Linked DNA regions of Homo sapiens: all the other regions are linked to region 2. A link is a contact called in ENCODE Hi-C or POLR2A ChIA-PET data. All regions are on one chromosome and are shown on one strand. Each heading gives the region's core, a stretch centred on a gene start or an enhancer-like site at or near the end of the contact. The rest is flanking DNA. Distances are from core to core; before and after follow the strand shown. Region 1 holds the start of DVL3 (dishevelled segment polarity protein 3). Region 2 holds the start of DCUN1D1 (defective in cullin neddylation 1 domain containing 1). Region 3 holds the start of EEF1AKMT4 (EEF1A lysine methyltransferase 4).

Region 1 (4,722 bases), core at 2,173-4,672, 1.2 Mb after region 2:
TGAACAAAATGTGTATTGAGAAACTATTAGATTACATGGGAAAAACTAATGATAGGTATAATATATTAAAACAAATGAAAACACAAGGCAATGATTAAAGTCAGAGGAAACAAAAAAGTTGTAAAGGAAACGATTATAAAACACACATGAGGCCAGCGCGGTGGCTCATGCCTGTAATCACAGCACTTTGGGAGGCCAAGGCAGGTGGATCACGAGGTCAAGAGATTGAGACCATCCTGGCCAACATGGTAAAACCCTGTCTCTACTAAAAATACAAAAATGAGTTGGGCAGGTATGGTGGCACATGCCTGTAATCCCAGCTACTCGGAGGCTGAGGCAGAATTATCGCTTGAACCCGGGAGGTGGAGGTTGCAATGAGCTGAGATCACATCACTGCACTCCAGCCTGGCGACAGAGTGAGACTCCATCAAAAACAAAAACAAAAACAAAACAAAAAAAACTCCACATGACTTAGCGGTGAACATTTGCTCATAGTCAAAATAAGGTCACTACTAAGTACTATATTGACTTAGCCAAAAAGTGTGCTTTCACTATTTTAAGAGGGAAGGGTAAGGTGGAAGACAGAGAATCATCAATCAAATTTGGAAATCAATAAGCAATGTCTAAAATGTATAAATCAAGAACAAGTATTATGAGCTAAAAAAAAGTACTAAGAGTGGTAGGGAAATAGGACAAAGAATTGCTCGGGTTTTTTGTTTTGTTTTTCTCACCACTATACCAATAAGGAGGACTGCTGTTTTGTTAAAAAGCTTTTTAAGGGCCAGGCACGGTGGCTCACACCTGTAATCCCAGCACTTTGGGAGGCCGAGGCAGGCAGATCACGAGATCAGGAGATCGAGACCATCCTGGCTAACACGGTGAAACCCCATCTCTACTACAAATGTAAAAAATTAGCCAGGTGTGGTGGCAGGCACCTGTAGTCCCAGCTACTCGGGAGGCTGAGGCAGGAGAATGGCATGAACCCGGGAGGCGGAGTTCACAGTGAGCCAAGATCGTGCCACTGCACTCCAGCCTGGGCGACAGAGCAACACTCCATCTCAAAAAAAAAAAAAAAAAAAAAAAAAAAAAAAAAAAGCCGGGCGTGGTGGCTTGCGCCTGTAGTCCCAGCACTTTGGGAGGCCGAGGCAGGTGGATCACGAGTTCAGATCAAGACCATCCTGTTTAACACAGTGAAACCCCGTCTCTACTAAAAAAAACACAAAAAATTTGGCGGGCGCCTGTGGTCCCAGCTGCTCGGGAGGCTGGCGTGAACTCAAGAGGCGGAGCTTGCAGTGAGCCGAGATTGTGCCACTGCACTCCACCCTGGGCGACAGAGTGAGACTCCATCTCAAAAAAAAAAAAAAAAAAAAAAAAAAAAAGCTGTTTAAATACTATTTGACTTCCAAACATATTACTTTGATAAAAAATGTAAAGAAGGTGAAGGAAAGGGTATGAAGTGACGATATACATAAGGTGTGTGCAGGGGCTAGCAAGTGGGTTCATTTTCCTGGAGTCAAAAATTTGGCCAGGATATGAGACAAAAGGCTGTAAAAGTAGGTAGAGGTTAGATTATGGGGGGCCTTGAATAGGGATATTTGGGGGCTTTGGGGAATGTGGAAAGGTTTCTGAGTAGAAGAGGTATCTGAATGATGTTGTTATTCTAGTGTTAATTTGGCAACAGTGTATAAAATGGAGTAGAAGGAGCCCATACTTAAGACCATAGCATCCAAGGCCCTATGTAATCTGGCGGGTCTATGTTTCCAGCCTCACCTAGGACTGTTCCTTTAGTCATGATGGCCTTCTTATTCCTCAAATGTAACATGTTTATTCCTGCCTTGAGCCTGTATATTGGCTGTGCCCTCTGCCTAGAAGGCTGTCACCCCAGATCTTCTCATAGCCACTTCATCCTTGCTATTTCTAGGTCTTTTTTTCTGGAAGAAGTTTTCTCTAACCAATCAGAAACCTCTTTCTCGTTTTGTTTTGGTTGTTTTGTTTTTGTTTTTGTTTGAGGCGGAGTCTCGCTCTGTCGCCCAGGCTGGAGTGCAGTGGTGGGATCTCGGCTCACTGCAAGCTCCACCTCCCGGGTTCAAGCGATTCTCCTGCCTCAGCCTCCCGAGTAGCTGGGACTACAGGCATGCGCCACCATGTCCAGCTAATTTTTGTATTTTTACTAGAGACGGGGTTTCACCATTTTGGCCAGGCTGGTCTCGAACTCCTAACCTCAGGTGATCCACCTGCCTCAGCCTCCCAAAATGTTGGAATTACAGGCATGAGCCATTGCGCCTGGCTTCCCCTGTCACTATCCCATCACTTTGTTTTACCTTCTTCATAGCAGTGGTCACTCTGAAGTTATGTATTTACAAGCCTATGTGCTTCCCTCCAGCTGAGGGAAGGTCCTGAGAGCAGCCTTGTCTGTCTCGCTATCGCTATATCTCATGCGATATGCCTTATACACAGTAGGCCTTCAGTATTTATTAAATGAATTAAAAGTTAAGGGGTGAGGAGATCTGTGAGGAACCGGCTATACCTAGTTCTGGAGTTCTGGTTTGAGACTTACTGTCTTAGGCATGCATGCATCCACTTATCTTTTTTTTTGGGGGGGGGCGAGGGGGGATGGAGTTTCACTTTTGTTGCCCAGGCTGGAGTGCAAAGGCAGGATCTCGACTCACCGATCTCGGCTCACCGCAACCTCCGCCGCCCGTGTTCAAGCGATTCTTCTGCCTCAGCCTCCCGAGTAGCTGAGATTACATGCATGCGCCACCACGCCCGGCTAATTTTTTTGTATTTTTAGTAGAGACAGGGTTTCTCCATGTTGGTCAGGCTGGTCTTGAACTCTCGACCTCGGGCGATCCGCCCGCCTTGGCCTCCCAAAGTGCTGGGATTAGAAGCGTGAGCCACCGCGCCCGGGCCCCACTTATTCCGCATTCAACCCATTTATTAAACCACTACCTTGCAACTGGACGCTAAGGTTATAGGGAGGAATCAGAACTGGATGCTGTCCTTCTCTCGAGATCAGTTTAGTAGACTCAGTGACAGCAGTTGTGCTTCTCAAGAAACACTGAAGGGCCATGTTGAGGTCATTCTCCTCCAGGGATCCAGAGTCAGACCCACCCTCTTTCCCCAGACCATTTCTGGGGACCAAAGCAATCCCTGCATTCCACTCTTCCTGGACTGCAGAGGAGTCGCCGATCCCACTTGGGTCCGGAGTCAGGGCCTTCAGGGGTCCGGGAACGCCGCCATCCCGGTGAATCTCCCCTTCCGTTTCTAGGGACCCGGGACCGGAGCGCCGCGGCCCGGCCAGTGGGCGGGAAACCCTGCCATCTGCCGCGACGCCGGCGCCTCTCCGCGGCGGCCGGGGGCGGGGCGCGCCGGGGCGGGGCCGCGCCGGGCCGGAGGAGGGGAGCGGGCCCGGACGAAGCCCTGGGCCGGGAGGGCCGCGGCCACCGGAAGAGTCGCGGTCGCCAGTCCAGTCGGGAGAGTGGGGAGCGGAAGCGGCGGCCGCGGCGGCGGCGGGCGGCGCTGGGACCCGGTAGCGGCCGGAGAACAAGGGAGCTGGCGCCGCCAGCAGCCGCCGAGCTGGGTTGAGCCGCTGGGCCGCGCCGCGCGCCGCCGCCGTCTGGGAGGCTCGGCCCGGCCGCCCGAGCAGGCCGCGCGCGGGCCGCCGGGCCCGAGGCCAGAGCCATGGGCGAGACCAAGATCATCTACCACTTGGATGGGCAGGAGACGCCGTACCTTGTGAAGCTGCCCCTGCCCGCCGAGCGCGTCACCTTGGCGGACTTTAAGGGCGTTTTGCAGCGACCCAGCTATAAGTTCTTCTTCAAGTCTATGGACGACGATTTCGGGTGAGGATGGCCCCCGCCCCGCCTCCGGGAGCCCCGGCCGCTCTGGCTTCTAAGGGATGACGCGGTCCGTTTCGACTTGCCTCGCTACACCGGCTCCTAGCCCCGCTCTGACTTCTAGGGGCGACTCGGCCCATTTGGGCCCCTTTGGTTCCAGCCCCAGTAGCAACTCCCGTTTACCTCTGAAGAGGGGACGTTGGCCTCCCTTGTTTAAGGGGACGTCCAATTCCCCACTAGCAATCAGAGTTCCTGCCGGTGCGGTCCCCTTACCTCTTCAGAGACCAGTGGCCCACAGAGACAGACACACCCCCCCTCCACCTAGTTTCAGAGCCCGAGTCCCCCATCCTCCTCCTGCCGAGGAGCCAGAGCCACCTTTTTCCGCACAGACTTGGGTCGTGTGGCCCTCGTTCTTCGCCCCCTTCATCTTTTCAGCAGCACAGCTCCCAGCCATATTTGGAGTATGCTGCATCTGAGGGCTCTGCTGGGACTTTGAGCTGGGGGAGGGGTGTCGGGGGTGCTCGGGCGCCTGGCCGCGAGCGGGGTCTGCAGATCTGATGTTTATCTAGCTGCCTGCCCTCTCCTTTGTGGGCTGTTGTGGGTGTTGTCACCGGAACAGAGAGCCTGACCCCTGCGGAGTAGTCCTCACTGACCCAGGTGCTGATCTTTCCTCCAATTCGGGCTTTTTTCCTCCAGTTGGTGGCCAGTGGAGAGACGTTAGGAAGGGCCTGGGGCCTGGGTGGGATAGCCAGGAAGAGTTTCTTGGTGTTCTCTATCTTCCCCTCCCTGGTGGGGTCTTCCCTTCCACCCAGCTGCAGAGATCTGGACAGGCACAGTTTGGAAGCAGTCACTTTCCCTTTAAGAGGGGATGGAATGTTGGAGCCGG
Region 2 (4,753 bases), core at 690-3,189:
CTAGGCTCTCAAGCAATCCTCCTGCTTCGGTGACCCAGGGTGCTGGGATTACAGGCATGAGCCACCGTGCCCAGCCCCTACGGTGAGTTAGCTAAACCAGAGAATATCACGACAATTCTCATGACATAAACTGAGTTCAGCCACAGGATATGTTTTAAATTAATATCTTGTCACCACTGGTAGAATTACATGGGTTATGGCTAAGTTTCAAAACTAGCTAATTTTAATATTAACCAAAAGAATAGAAGCTTACAAGCTGAACTCTCCCTACGAACCACTTGATGCCTGAATTCCTGAACAGGTGATGAGTATTTCCGGGACCCCACTGTCTAGGGGATGATGCGGATCTGGAGACCATCCTGAAGAGCACACATTTCAGCTGTGGCTGAGTGTTTCCCAGGGAATTAACGTCATTACTTCGAGCTTACTATACTTATCTAAATGCTAAGAGTCTGGAAACTTCAGGAGTAATGTCTATGACCATCTAAATACTTAAGAAACTAGAAACTGTTTAGACTGCCTGGTGGATCTCTGAACACTGTAATACTAATCTATACATTAACCTGCACTTTAAAGTTTTCTTACCAATTCAAACTGTAAATTCCTACACAACTTGCCACAGAACATAAGTGTTAAATATGTGTCAGACTAAACCATATATCCATACATGACAACAAAATACTGCCAAGCTGGAGGATGGGACTAGAAGTGTCATTCAGCAAAAATAAGACCAACTAAAAACAAAGACACTGGAGCATTCCCTTAACACAGGCGCGCACACACACCCTCCTCAAAGAGGCCTTTATGTTCCCCACGAGCAAAGGACAACAATATCATTTTTACTATTCATACAGTAACCTGCACGGAATTCAACTCACGCTCAGACTGTACAATGCCAAACAGCGCTTCTGAAACGCGAAGAGCGTCCAGCAGAGTCAGGTACTTAATTACCAAAGTAAACAACTCGACCACAAGGGTCTGCAAGCCTGGAGAGGACTTTTTCCCCCCCCCAAACAAAAAAGGAGAGTAACTTGACAAACTGTTTTAAAAAAAATCACAAATGGCCCTTAACTACTATAATAAAGCAATTACTCCTCCCACCCCCAAGCAAATAAAATAGGTGCTCGAAAGGGCGCTCGCTAGTCTGTGTTCCCTAATTTTATGAAATGAGAACAGGTTGCACTTCCGTACCCCCTCCCCCAAGCTCAGCAGTCTCCCATGTTTTCAGTAGAGAGGTAAATATAACCTCCACCAACTGGCCGGGGAAACTCTCCTTCTCCAAAAGCATGGGACGCCTCGAGAGGTGATGGAGAAAGGAAAAGGGCTGATACCCCGCCCCAAGCAAAACTGCCTGGGAGACTTGCGGGGTATTGGAGCCGGGAGCGGAGGAGGGAGAGGCGCGCCGGGAAAGTCTTTCCTTCTCCCCGGCCGGGCGGAGAGGGAAGCCCCGGCTTCGGGGCGGGGGGAGGCTACTCACCCGGAACCCCAGACCCCAGTCCCCGACCAGACACAATGGAGCCGGCAGAGGGGCAGGGGCAAGGCCGTTGCCCCCTCCCCTCCCCCCGCCCCAACGCCTCCCCCACCCGCGCCGGGCCCCGGCAAGGGGCACCGGGGCCGCTCCCCGCGCCCCAAACTCCCCGGGGCTCCCGACTAGGCCCGGCTCCGCTCCGCCTCCTCGGCTCTCGCGTAGCGGCTGCGCCCGGGCGGGAAGGGGCGAAGGAGGAAGGGAGAGGCAGGCAGGAGAGCCCCCGCCTGGGAGCGGGACGGAGGCCGCGGGCCGAGGCTCGGGGCTGCAGGGTCGCCGCGGGACGGAGGGCGGCCGGGGCGGGGGTGCGCGGCAGCGCCGGCCCCCAGCCGGCAGGGCGGGCGGGCGGCCGCAGTGCCTCACCATGTTGGTGTCCTCCAGGCCTCTCCCCTCCTCCTCCGGCTCCGCAGCGAATGGACGGCGGCGGCGGCGGCGGCTCCTCTCACGGGCTTGCCCGGCTCCCGCTCATGCGCAGTGCGGGGCGGCCCGGCGCGGCCCGAGGAGGCAGCCCCGGACCTCGGGGAGGCGGAGGGACGGAGGCAGGCGGAGGGCGCCCCGCGCGGGGCTTCCCCCGGGCGCGGGGGTCCCCCGGGGAGTGGGCGGGGGCGGGGGGCGCGGCGGGGGAGGGGCGGGCGACGCAAGCCCTCCGCGCGCCGACATCCTCCTGCCGCGCCGGGCGGTCTCTGGTGGGGGCGCCGGGGGACACCCCACCTCCGTTTCCTACGCGGTTCCTTCCGGACGACCACGGCCGGGTCTACGCAGGCTGGAAGCGGGCACGAGCGGCGGCGGATAAGTTGAGCAGCTGGGGGCGGCTGAAACGGATGGTTGAGGAGCTTCATCCATCCCAGACCTCCCCTCCCCATCAGTATCAAAAAAAGGGAGAAGATAGTGGAAACACCTCCCCCTGCCCCGTGTTTTCTTCTTTTTCCCCCCAATCTCAGTATCAGACCTACATCAGTTCCCTCGCGTGGGCATCCCAGGGGAGACCTTAGTCCCCCCCCTGCGGTGGCTGTCACTCCATTAGTGAGGACCAGGCTCTCCCCAGACCTGTCTACTGGGAGACAGTTGGGGTAACCCTATAGTGAGATGGGGTGGGGTGCACTGAGACCCAAGGCCGGGCTGCGGGAGTCCAGGTTGCCTGCCTACTGCTAGCTCTCAGTATCCCCTCAGTTCGGCCCGCCCAGGATAAGTTTCGGGAAGCAACTACACATTTTTTCACTGAGGGTCTAGTCACGCAGGGCGGACAGTCCAGGTGTGACCTGCCCTGGGCGTTAAATCAACTGAGGCTGAGGAGCACTAGGATTCTGAGCTGAGGATCAAGTGGACAAATTCGTGCTGCAAGGAGGACAGAAGACTCCTGTGGAGTAAGTGGTCCTTGCCCTTCAGAAATGTAGTATCCAGTTGGAGAGATAAGACACCTTCACACAGGAAGGAAATAAAACAGCTAAGAAAGCAAACTCACTCAGAAAGTCACATCTGAAACTGTACCAAGAGCTTACCTACGTTTCAGAACAGGACCCACCTGAGTAGACCCGTTATCACCATCATCACCAGCACAGGCATTAAACGACCAGATCAACCCTATAACTAATGAATTTGTTCTTACCAAAACAACAGAACTTCTTTGGTAACTCCCAAAGGCCTCCTAACTTCCTGGAGCTAGCCATGTACTGGGAGCGCCCAGCGCTGTACCAAGGCAGGTTTCTGGCGGCCACAAACCGTTCATCCATTCTTTCCCCCAATATTTAAAGAATGCATGTGAATGTGCCAAGCTCCTTGCTGGGCTCTGGGTAAATAGTCCTGCAAGGAGAAGCCAGATCTGCCTCATGCAGCAAGCCTGAAACTGGACTACATCCACGGAGGTTCTCCAGGAATTCACCTAGCTTTTGACCTAAAGTATTAACACCTAGGGCGTTAATGAGGAGGATTCACTGTATCTCTTACTCCAATCTGTTCTACTCCATTGAAATAATCGTTTGTGGGTTTTCCTAAGCTCTACCAAGGTACAGGCCTTAGTTATTCTAATTGACCTCTCGCCTGCGTTTGGACACTTCCTCCTTGAATTTCCTGTTCATTTTCCATGACTCCACCTTCTCCTGCATCTCCTCTTTACTCTGACCACTCTCCTTTGCTGGCTGTACTCAATTTAGGCTTTCCTGACCATTCCTGAACGTCCTTCTGTATACAGCCTGTGTCACGCTGTCACTCACATTCCCACGTCAACTACTGCCCATATCAAGAGGAATCTCAAATCTTGACTTCCAGTCCCCAAGTGACAGGCCTAAACACTCATTCTGGTCATTTCACAGGTCCATCAAGCTCACCAAATCTAAAACTTTATCCCCAAACCCACTTTTCCTCCTGCCTTTTATCAAATCATCCAAACTAGAAATCTAAGAATCATCCACCACTCTTCCTGCCTCATCCCCTTACTCCGCATCTCACCAGTTTTCCCTCCTAAATGACTTTTAAATCTGCACCCTGCCTTCTATTTCTTAGCCAATTCTTTTTGTTGTTGTATTTTTTTGTTTGTTTTTGAGATGGAGTCTAGTTCTGTCACCCAGGCTGGAGTACAATGGCGCAATCTCAGCTCACTGCAACCTCCGCCTCCCAGGTTCAAGCGATTCTCCTGTCTCAGCCCCCACCGAGTAGCTGGGATTACAGATGTGTGCCACCATGCCCAGCTACTTTTTGCATTTTTAATAGAAACAGGGTTTCACCATGTTTGTCAGGCTGGTCTCGAACTCCTGACCTCATGATCTGCCCCACCTCGGTCTCCCAAAGTACTGGGATCACAGGCGTGAGCCACCGCGCCTGGCCAGCCAATTCTTTATCATCTCTCCTCATCAGTAACTTCTTACCTAATCTTCCAGCCTCTACTCCTTCTCCACTGCTCCATAGTTGTCTTTCTATAATGCAAATGTGAATTTGTCCGTAAAATTCTCCAAGAGCTGCATAAGCATGAGCCTCTGGAATGGCATTAAAGTTCTCTCCTCTGATCTATCCATTCCCATTGCCATTTTCCACCACCCTCCACCCAAATGCACCTCATATTTCAGTTTTCACAAACCAAGACTGCCATACCTCTGCATGTTTCCTTGCTTTCTCCAATTCTCCTATCCCTGGCCTCCTAGCTAATACTGACTGAGCCCATGACACATACTAATTTATGTAATCCTCACTGCGACACATACTAACTCATATAACCTCACTTCTACCCTATGAGCA
Region 3 (4,622 bases), core at 757-3,256, 1.3 Mb after region 2:
CTTAAATAGCTAATTCCTACCTTCCAAGGGTGGCTCTATGAAGCCTTTGCTGACTCCTCCAACCTGGTTTAAGTGACTTCCTATGCCCTTTATGGTATCCTGTGTTACTACTACCATGATTATGATGCATTATAATTGCCTGCTAACTTACTGTCCAGGCCCGAGTTAGAAATGCATCCTTTTTCTTTTTTTTTTTTTGAGACGGAGTCTTGCTCTGTCGCCCAGGCTGGAGTGCAGTGGCGTGATCTCGGCTCACTGAAAGCTCTGCCTCCCGGGTTCACGCCATTCTCCTGCCTCAGCCTCCCGAGTAGCTGGGACTACAGGCGCCCGCCACCATGCCCGGCTAAATTCTTTTTTTTTTTTTTTTTTCAGTAGAGACGGGGTTTCACCGTGTTAGCCAGGATGGCCTCGATCTCCTGACCTCGTGATCCGCCCGCCTCGGCCTCCCAAAGTGCTGGGATTACAGGCGTGAGCCACCGCGCCCGGCAGAAATGCATCTCTTATTCACCACTGTACCTCTCTCTGGTAACCAGCATAATGCTAGGCATATAATAAGCACTAAATAAATATTTGTTGAATTAAGAGTCTTTAGCAAGAAAGCCAAGTGCCTTAAGCCTAGAGTATAGTTTCAGCCTGGAAAGGAGTAGCCAATAATGCCTAATGGACTCAAGTGGTCACAAGATGCCATCATTGAGAAGGGACGTTCAAAGATCACAGAACTGAACACATGGAAAAAGCTGAGATCCAGGAGGAGACCTGAGGTGTCCAAAGCCACAGAGAAAAGCAGCAGCAGCAGCAGTACAACAATTTTGGCTCAAATCTGACTTCTAAGCTGGTTTGCAGGCTGTAAGTTCAGTGCAGAAGGCCAATCTCTAGGGTATCCACCTCTGCCATGCGGGCAGATTAAGATCCGGTTTTCTGTAGAGCAGGCTTGGCGCTCAGGTAAGGGATATGGATGGGTTCGCAATTGACGAGTGAGTGGATACAGAGTCTGGTTTGGAGTTCCAGGTCTGAGATCCAGTTTGGGTCGCGGGTTCAGGTCTCCCTCCCTCCCCTCCCCTCCCCCTCGGCGCACTCACATGCCACCCTGTGAATGACCCAGAAGGTGATGCCCACCTCCGCCAGGCAGAGGCAGGCGGCCACCAGCAGCGTGTAGCGCGGCTCCCGCAGCAGCAGGCGCCGCTCTTGCCAGGCGCGCTGCAGCCATTGCTTGCAGAGTCCCTCTGCCTGGGCCGCGGAACCGGACCGGCCGCGTTTCCGCAGCCCAGCCGCCATCTTAACGGTGCGCCGCTTGTGTGGGCCCACCACCCCCGGAAACCCGAACCTTCGACACTTAGGTTCCGCTTCCCGTGCCTGGCGTCCCACCAGGCTAAGCGCCGATCCGAGTAGCCAGTCTTCATTTACTCCACTAAAATGTAATTTTTCTGCATTTGTCTCCTCTGATGCACTCCACGCTCCATAGGAGCAGGGACAATGTCTTACTCCTCAGTTTATACCCAGCCCTGGGTACACAGGCGCTAATTTAGAACGAATGTCCAGAAAAGCAACATTCCTGCCTACCTCCCCCACAACCGCTGAAGCCAGCATTCTCCTTCGCCTGCGCTGGGAACATCTGTGTTCATGCTGTCTCTCCAGGAGGGCAAAGCCCCTGTTCGCGCCCCTCCTGCCTGCCCTTCGAGCCTTCCGGATGCTGAGAAAAATGAACCTTTCACTAATTTTCAGATTTCCTGATAAAAGTCATTCATATTGAAAATATGAGAGGACGCAGTGATGAGCCCACGTGAGTCTGACACCTTGAGTGCGGCCCTAGGAAATGACTTGGCAGTACAGCCGGAGGATTCAGGGTCTGGACGATAGTTTTCCCAGCCGGAGGATTCTTCGAAGAGCGCTTAGTAAAGGACGGAAGTTCCACGTGTTTGTGTTGAGCAACTGCAGGTGGTGGGCGGAGACACCAGCGCCCCGCCTTCTGCATCCTGCCTTCCGTATTGGCTGAAGGGCCGGCGGCTCTGGCTGCCCGGCGGTTGAGAGCATGGCCTCTCCAGGGGCAGGTAGGGCGCCTCCGGAGTTACCGGAGCGGAACTGCGGGTACCGCGAAGTCGAGTACTGGGATCAGCGCTACCAAGGCGCAGCCGATTCTGCCCCCTACGATTGGTTCGGGGACTTCTCCTCCTTCCGTGCCCTCCTAGAGCCGGAGCTGCGGCCCGAGGACCGTATCCTTGTGCTAGGTGGGTAATCCCGGCGCGGCCCCGCCAGGTAGAGCTGGCAGGACCGGCGCCGCATGGGCTTGGCCTGGTCCGCTTTCCTCCCGCCTGTCTATCCCTCTTGGAGGACGCCTGCGTTGGGACGCGAGATCCAGCTCCTTCAGAGTCCCGGCTGTATTTAGTCAAGGCTAACAGGAGTAAGAGATTGTTGGTCCCGGGGCCCTCTGGAGAAAGACAGTCCCTCAGAGTTTGAGCGTTGGGGGTACCCAAGACCCTGTCCGGACCCTCGGGAGGCAGGCAGCCTTGGGGACCGGATTGCTCAGAGGACCGAGATCAAGTCCTAGCGCTAATTGACTTGTAAAACTTAGGACAAGTCATGAACCCGTTCTGAGCTTTAGATTCAGTTCTAGAAATGGTACTGCGAGTTCACATCGGAGGCGGCACGCGCAGGCACCTCGAGAATAATGCCCAGCGCTTTTCTTTTTGCCCCTGGGCACTGGGAGCCAGAGTCACCTAGAGAGAGTCCTGTCTGAAACTTGGTCCTATGCCTTAGAGAGTGAGAACAGCACCCTCTAGGGGTGGAGGGGAGATTGCCGCCCAGGGTGATACGATTCCCCAAAGGGAGACGTGCTGGAGGAAAGGTAGGGCTCTGGGGTGTTCGGCTGACCTCTTGAGGTTCTCTCCTAGTGTCAGCCTTGGAGGCGCTAGTAAAGTTTGAATGAGCAACAGATTTTCTTCCAATTGTCGTTTTTACTTTGCTCTTTGTAAAAGCCTTTGTATGTTTAAGTGAAGTCTTTAATAAATAAAAAAGGTATATGTAATATATATGTAAGGTATAAATAACAAATCTAATGTGTGTGTCTATTCCACTCAGTTTGAGAAATAGAACATTACTAGGGATAGAAAAAAAAGTATAATTTAGTGGTTAATAACTTGGCTGGGCGCGGTGGCTCACGCCATTAATCCCAGCACTTTGGGAGGCCAAGGCGGGCGGATCACCTGAGGTCGGGAGTTCGAGATCAGCCTGACCAACATGGAGAAACCCCATCTCTACTAAAAATACAAAAAATTAGTCGGGTGTGGTGGCGCATGCCTATAATCCCAACTACTTGGGAGGCTGAGGCAGGAAAATCGCTTGAACCAGGGAGGCGGAGGTTGTGGTGAGCCAAGATCATGCCATTGCACTCCAGCCTGTGCAAGAAGAGCAAAACTCTGTCTCAAAAAAAAAAAAAAAAAAAGAAAAGAACTTGGACTCTGGGCTGGCCTCATGATTCATGCTCATAATCCCAGCACTTTGGGAGGCCAAGGTGGAAGGATCACTTGATCGCAGGAGCTCAAGACCAGCCTGGGCAACATAGTGAGATCCCATCTCTACAAAAAATTTAGGCCAGAGCAGTGGCTTATGCTTGTAATCACAACACTTTGGGAGACCAAGGCGGGTGGATCATTTGAGGTCAGGAGTTCAAGACAAGCCTGGCCAACATGGTGAAACCCCGTCTCTACTAAAAATACAAAAATCAGCCAGGTGTGGTGGCACGTGCCTGTAATCCCAGGTACTTGGGAGGCTGAGGCAGGAGAATCACTTGAGCCCAGGAGGTGGAGGTTGCAGTGAGCTGAGATTGCACCACTCCACTCCAGCCTGGGTGACAGAGTAAGACCCTGTCTCAAAAAAAAAAAAAATTAAAACTTAGCTGGGCATGGTGGCCTGTGCCCATAGTCCGAGTTACTCAAGAGGCTGAGGCAGGAGGATCGTTTGAGCCAGGAGATCCAGGCTGCAGTGAGCTGTGATGGCTCCAATGGGCTCCAGCCTAGGCGACAGAATGAGACCCTGTCTCAAAACAAAGCAAAACAAAAAACAAACAAACAAAAAACCACCTTGGACTCCAGAGGCAGTGAATTATGTTGGAATCTTGGCTCGGCTTATACTGGCTGTGTAATCCTGGACAAAATACTTGAATTTCTGTGCTTCCATTTTCTCAACCTTAAAAACATAAGCATATTTATTAATTGGGCTTTAAGTTGATTAAATGAGCATGAAGGATACCTAGAACAATGCCTGGCAAAATGAAAAGTATATTCAAGGTTCTCTGTGTGGTCCTCCTAAAACCCCTTCTCCCCACAAGTAAACACTTTCTTGAATCTGTGATTTTAAACCATTGCACTTATTTATAGATTTACCTTAGATCTGTTTTCTCAAGCTTTAGTGTGTATCAAAATTACCTGGGGAACTAGACTGCACTGTGAGATTCTAATTCCAGGGATGGTCTAATGTGGGTCTCAGGAATCTGTATGTTCAACAAGCTTCACAGCAGATTCTTATGCTGGTGATTGGCAGAGTAACACTGCCTTAAAATCTGCTTGACTGGTTTTTCACCAAACTGATGCTTTAAAAAAAATCTGCTTAACTGGGAACTATCCTTT

Evidence for each region. A loop is a pair of places that touch in the nucleus more often than their neighbours do. ChIA-PET counts read pairs that join two places held with the same protein, here RNA polymerase II (POLR2A). Pooled maps may share reads with other maps.
Region 1: a pooled map shows a loop between it and region 2 (3-fold over the local background). The contact joins the promoter of DVL3 here to the promoter of DCUN1D1 in region 2. A Hi-C loop is called at or near these places in 1 of 50 pooled maps. POLR2A ChIA-PET finds 5 or more read pairs at or near these places in 2 of 52 experiments (GM10248 and HEK293).
Region 3: a loop to region 2 is called in a pooled map, with 4 times the contacts of the local background. The contact joins the promoter of EEF1AKMT4 here to the promoter of DCUN1D1 in region 2. A Hi-C loop is called at or near these places in 2 of 50 pooled maps. POLR2A ChIA-PET finds 5 or more read pairs at or near these places in 2 of 52 experiments (GM10248 and endothelial cell of umbilical vein).

Annotation. Positions count from the first base shown.
Region 1 is chr3:184,151,955-184,156,676 of GRCh38, forward strand. DVL3 (dishevelled segment polarity protein 3) reads left to right here and starts at 3,423. Exons shown (of 15, transcript NM_004423.4): 1 at 3,423-3,842. The coding sequence starts at 3,682. RefSeq lists a silencer at 3,320-3,669 and an enhancer at 4,007-4,722.
Region 2 is chr3:182,978,599-182,983,351 of GRCh38, forward strand. DCUN1D1 (defective in cullin neddylation 1 domain containing 1) reads right to left here and starts at 1,940. Exons shown (of 7, transcript NM_020640.4): 1 at 1,889-1,940. The coding sequence starts at 1,891. It overlaps LOC105374246 (a long non-coding RNA gene), which reads left to right and starts at 2,209. Exons shown (of 2, transcript XR_924771.2): 1 at 2,209-2,889. RefSeq lists silencers at 1,609-1,728, 1,789-2,228.
Region 3 is chr3:184,247,666-184,252,287 of GRCh38, forward strand. EEF1AKMT4 (EEF1A lysine methyltransferase 4) reads left to right here and starts at 2,007. Exons shown (of 3, transcript NM_032331.4): 1 at 2,007-2,225. The coding sequence starts at 2,030. ALG3 (ALG3 alpha-1,3- mannosyltransferase) reads right to left here and starts at 1,297. Exons shown (of 9, transcript NM_005787.6): 1 at 1,080-1,297. The coding sequence starts at 1,275. EEF1AKMT4-ECE2 (EEF1AKMT4-ECE2 readthrough) reads left to right here and starts at 2,007. Exons shown (of 19, transcript NM_014693.4): 1 at 2,007-2,225. The coding sequence starts at 2,030. RefSeq lists enhancers at 1-621, 622-1,365, 1,564-1,613, 1,694-1,753, 1,784-1,893.